Regions from separate parts of the Homo sapiens genome. Here region 2 is linked to region 1. A link is a loop called in an ENCODE intact Hi-C map of the cell type or tissue named here. Cell type or tissue: MCF 10A. All regions are shown on one strand. Links, peaks and the distances in the headings refer to the core of each region. The heading gives the core; the rest is flanking DNA. Region 1 holds the start of MATCAP2 (microtubule associated tyrosine carboxypeptidase 2). Region 2 overlaps ANLN (anillin, actin binding protein).

What was found. Hi-C counts contacts between places; a loop is a spot of excess contacts. Peaks named below come from ENCODE experiments on the same cell type or tissue, not always from the same donor. Only the 100,000 strongest peaks of a DNase experiment are listed, where the experiment ranks them.
Region 2: it touches region 1 in a loop (2.7-fold over the local background); 2 of 110 quality-filtered maps call a loop at or near these places.

Annotation. Positions count from the first base shown.
Region 1 is chr7:36,365,666-36,368,487 of GRCh38, reverse strand. MATCAP2 (microtubule associated tyrosine carboxypeptidase 2) reads left to right here and starts at 1,248. Exons shown (of 7, transcript NM_001199706.2): 1 at 1,248-1,572. The coding sequence starts at 1,548. RefSeq lists a silencer at 1,499-1,598. In MCF 10A, for the core only: a CTCF peak has its summit at 1,204; a DNase peak (open chromatin) is centred at 1,217.
Region 2 is chr7:36,431,205-36,434,026 of GRCh38, reverse strand. The region is part of intron 20 of ANLN (anillin, actin binding protein); the gene reads right to left. Among named protein-coding and RNA genes, the nearest start is that of ANLN, 43 kb to the right of the region's middle. In MCF 10A, for the core only: no CTCF peak of the experiment used is centred there; no DNase peak of the experiment used is centred there.

The DNA.
Region 1 (2,822 bases), core at 264-2,763:
CGAAAACAGTAGTCACAGGATTTGAAGACAGAATATGAAGTGAGGTTATCCAGTTTTTGTGATATAGTTACATTTCCATTGTTCTCTCCTAAGTGATGAAAAAGACACAATTTCTCACAAGTTGCCTGTCATTCTCAGGGTGTGACGGTCCTGATATTCAACTTTCTTTTGTTCCTGAGTTTGAAAACACACCCCAATTATTTCCATGTCTTAGCCTTGAGGATGAAGAGAAAATTTAACTGTCTGAAGACTGACAGTTGCCAGCACTATCTCAGCTCCTCCTAAACTGTAAGCTCCGCTAGGCTTATTTCATTTCCCTTGATATCCTCAAAGCCTGCCTCAGAACCTTGCACACGTTAGGGTCTCAAAAAATGTTTGTTGAATGGTTTAGTCTACATTTCCCATTCCCACCGTACTTTTTTTTTTTTTTTAGTCTCACTTTGTCACCCAGGCTGGAGTGCAGTGGCGCGATCATGGCTCACTACATTCTCACCTCTCGGACTCAAGCAATCCTCCCACCTCGGCCTCCCGAGTAGCTGGGACTACAGAAGTGTGCCACCACGATTTGTTCACTTTTTGTGTTTTTAGTAGAGATGGGTTTTCGCCATGTGGCCCAGGCTGGTCTCCAACTCCTGGCCTCAAGCGATCCACCCGCCTTGGTCTCCCAAAGTGCGAGGATTACAGGCATGAGCCACCGTGGCCCGCCTCCCATGGTTATTGTAAAAGATTAAATTTTCATACTTGCTAATGTGAAAATGAATAATAAACTGAAAATAACATTCAGCCCCTATCAATTGCACAATCACAAGCTAAAATGTGAATTTCAGCATTAAGGATAGTATGCTGAGGTACCGTCAAGTGGTCATTGAGCCTCCTGCACTTTCCACTCTTACTAGCTCATCCTAAACGTGTTTTAGCTTCCCCGCACCTCGTAAGGGGAAGGACGGGTAGACTGGCTTTGCTATTTGCAGCTAGGGCCGAGTGTCACAGCGCACCATGGAGTTAAGTCACCTTTGAACGGGTACAAACGTCTCTGAAAGATCAGTCAATATGCGTTACCCACTGGCTGGAGACCCCAGCGCGCTCGCGGGCACAGCCACAAGCCCCGGAGGCACTGGCCCGCGCTGTGCACGCCGGGAGTTGTAGTTCCTCCCACTCTCTCTCGCCGCCCGCGGGCCTTCGTCGCACGAGCGCCCCCAGCGGCGCGCAGGCTCCGTGAAGCGCAGCGCGCGCGGACCCCGGGGGCAGTTTCCTAGCAACCGGCGGAGCGGCTACGTCACGGTGGCAGGTTCTAAGCGCTGCTGGGCACCGTAAGGCCGCCGTGTGTACCTTCCAGTAGCTACGGGCTGGTGGAAGCGCTGCTCACAGTCAGTGTCGGTACGTCTTCGTCCGCCCTTACCCTCCTTATCCTGCTCCAGGTAGCGGAGAGCCGCCTCCCGCCGCGCCCCCGCCACCGAGGCCCGGGTCAGAGGCTAGAGGCCGCCCGCCCCTGCGCGGCCCTTTCCCCTGAGCCCGCGGAGCCCGCCGCCCCGGGCCTCGGGGCGACGATGCTGGAGTCCATTCGCGTGACGGGTGAGTGCCGGGAAGGGCTGGCCGCGGCGGGGGTGCGGGGCGGACCGGGGTCCCGCCGCCCGGGGCTCAGGTAATGGTAGCCACCGGCTGGGCGCGCCGCTCGGGACTCCACCCTGCGCCCCGACCCCTTCGGGGCGCGCAGGAGGCGCTCGCGAAAAACCTGTGGAGGGAAGAGAGAAATCGGCCCCTTATCCTTTCGTCACTTATTATCAGTAAGTACCTGCTGTGGAATCTCGTGGAAAAGATTGTAATATTAGACCGGTTGCTGGTCTTACAAAGGTACAATCCAAAGATTGTTAAATCCTATTTCAAAACACGCTAGGTGTGTGATTAAGCTTCATAATTTTCTAGAATGTTCAGAAAAAATAAGCTAAGCGAAAGAACACATCTGTATATTTCATTATTTATACTGTGTATATTTGTGTGTGTATGCTTTTATTCTTAAACAGTGAGAACGTTTTGAGTTGATATTATTAATAGGCCATTTTACAGTACGGATTATACCAAGTGTAAAACATGGGTCTTTAAACAGACCCCAGGTCAGAAAGTCTGGAAGTTTACCTGCATTTTTTTAAATTCAGTTCAATCTCTGGGAGCACAGAACTTGACTCTTATTATTTGTAAATCGCTATGCGTGTTAGCTATTAAAAAAAACCTTACATAATATTAGAGTAATTTTCTAGGCCATTTTCCCAGCATTTGATTCTGTACGCAAACATTTCTGCAAGCAGGGTTTTGGCAGTTCAGAATTATGACGAAGAACAACGGAGTAAAGGGAAATACTCCTCAAACTAGTGCCAAAATAAAGCCGGAATTTTACATTTTAGAGCAATGCAGTACCTACCAGACTATTTTTCTGTGAGCATTCTAACTGAAAAACCAAACCTCTTTCCAGTGAAAATATTTATGATTTTAATTTTATACTGTTTTATTTCACGTTCAGTGTTATACGGAGTAGATTTGTGCAGTCACAAATCATGACGTTGCCACGATGTATATCATTTATGTTGACAGGAAACATAGTTCCAGGATCTGAGATCGAAAAGGCAACTTTAATTGGCATTAGAATTTTTAAAAATGTGATTTGATGTAGATGCTACTTTCATCTTAAAACACAATTAAAATGTCAAAAGTTACTTAAAAGTACCATACCTCCTAAATATGGAGCAAGGTTTCTCAACCTCCGCACCATTAACTTTGTTGTTGTTGTTGTTTTTGAGACGGAGTCTCGCTCTGTCGCCCAGGGTGGA
Region 2 (2,822 bases), core at 24-2,523, 66 kb before region 1:
GAAAAAAATCCTGTCAATAGCAGATCCACAGATGATCTAAACGTTAGAATTAGAAAACAAAAACATTTATACAACATTAAAATATTTAGATGAAAAGATGGAGAAAAATTAGTGAGAAAATGGAGAACTTCAGCAGAGAAATTGAAACCATAAAAAAAATCCAAATGAAAATTTCAGAACTAAAAAAAAGTCTGAATTTAAAAATGCATTGGCTAGGCTTCAAAGCCTAGATCACATCAAGAAAAAAACAGGTGAACTTGAAGAACTGATAAATAGAAACCATCAAAAATGAAGCACAAAGAAAAAAAGAATTAAATGAAAACCAAAAAGAATGTCACAGACCTGTAGAAAAATAGTCAATAGTCTACATTAACTGGAGTTTCAGAAAGGAGAGAGCAGGGCAGAAGAAATAACTTTAAGAGACAATGGCTGAGTATTTGCTAAGACTTATAAAACAACTAATTACAGATCATAAAGCTCAGTGAAACCAAACAGGATAAATACAAAGAAAACTACACGTAGGCACATTAAAATCAAACCGTTAAAAATGCAAAATAAAAAAACAGAAAAGAATGATGGCTGGCTGACTTCTTATTAGAAACAATTAAAGCCATAAACAATAAATTAACAACTTTAAAGAATTGAAAAGATAAAAACCTGTCAATTTAGCAGTCCCAGTGACAATATCCTTCAGAAATTAAGGCAATATAAAAATATTTCTGGACAAACAAAACCTAGAGATTTCATTTCCAGCAGAACTATATTACAAGAAATAATAAAGACAGTTCTTCTTGACAGGACAATGACTTCAGATGGAATTCTCAATCTACAAGAAGGAAGAACACCAGAAATGGTAAATATAAGGACCAGTTTATAAAAATATAAAAGTTTCTTTTAAAAATTGATTCAAGAGGCTGGGCACAGTAGTTCACAACTGTAACCCCAGCATTTTGGGAGGCAAGGCAGGTGGATGGCTTGAGCCCAGGAGTTCACGGCCAGCCTGGAAAACATAGCAAGACCCCATCTCTTAAAAAAGAAAAAAACTGATTAAAGAAAAAGTAACAACAGTGCATTGTGTGGTTTATAACAAAGAAGTAAAATATACTGGGATGGGAAAATGAACTATACTGTTGTGAGGTTCATATTGTAAGTTACATGAAGCAGTGTAACAGTATTTCAAAATAGACTTTAATAAGGTAAGGATGCATACATTATTTCCTACCAACGCCTTAAAAAACAAAAACAAAAACAGGTAAGTATAGCTAAAAAATCCAAAAGAGGAGATTAAAAAGGATTACCAAAATACTCAATTAATCCAGAAGAAGGCAGGAAAGGGAAAACAAAGCAGTAAAGAACAGACGAAACAAATAGAAAACAAATAACAAAATGGTAGACTACGAGTTGGCAAACGTTTTCTATAACTTACACAGACTGTACATGGCACCATTCAGTCAGGAGAAATGTAAACAAATATAAAGATGCATTTTTTGTGAAATACATTTTGATCTTATATTGAAAATACAGTTTTTATGTGAGTGCAGGATTGCTATAAGAAAGACACACCTATAGACTCTAATATAGGATTAAAGGAAGGTGAAGGATCTTCAACTTGAATATTTAATGCCAGCAAAGGATGGTTTGATAATTTTAGAAAGAGGCTTTAAAAATGTCAAGATACAACAGAAGAAGCAGCTTCTACCAAATGAGACAGGAGATGAGTTCCCAGACACCATTAAGAAAATCAGTGAAGAAAAAGGATATCTGCCTGAACAAGTTTGTTTTTTGTTATTGTTTTCCAAAACAAGGTCTCACTCTGTCACTCAGGCTGAAGTGCAGTGGCGTGATCATAGCTCACTGCAGCCTTGAACTTCTGAACTTCTGGGCTCAAGCAATTCCCCCATCTCAGCCTTCTGAATAGCTAGGGCTACAGGTGTGTACCACCACACCCAGCTAATATTTTTTTATTCTTTGATGAAAAAAAACTGTTTTCATCATCTATGTTGCTCAGGCTGGTATTGAACTTCTGGCTTTAAACGATCCTCCCACTTTGGCCTCCCAAAGTGTTGGGATTGTAGGTATGAGCTACAGTGCCCAACCTGAACAAATTTTTAATTCAGATAAAAGTGCCCTATTCTGGGGGGGAAAAAAGAAAGCCACAAGGGACATTTATTAGCAAGGAAGTGAGAACCAGAATTTAAGGCAGAAGGGATAGGCTAACTCCTGTTTTGTGTAAAGGTAAGTGGGTTTATGATCAGAACTGCCCTTATCTATAAAGCTGCTAACACCCAAGCCTTGAAGGGAAAAGATAAACGCCAACTGCTAGTCTTTTGGTTATACAAGGCCTGGATTGGTTCCATCAATGATTTGTCCCTGAAATCAAGAATAAAATGGTAATATATATATATATATTATATATATATATATATATACACACACACACACACACACACACACACACACACACAAACACACACATATATACACACATATATATATGATAGATAGATAGATAGACAGATATCTAAAGTAACATTGACTTCTGAGTCAAGATAGAAAGGAAGATGGAAGTGTCTGTCATTTCTATTGCCCAGGGAAAAAGAATGGCATCCCAACTGGATTAATCTTAGTTAAGTCTAAATTTGAGTTTTTAGTATAATTAGTTTCCAATGATTTGACCCTCTAACATAGCAAAGATAACTTAAAGGGGGAATTCTAAGACAAAAAGTATAAATTTCAGTAGACTAATTTCATGAGATGAACCTCCAACTGCCCAAATTTGAAACCGATCCACAATGCAGAACCAAAACATCATATGCCTCATC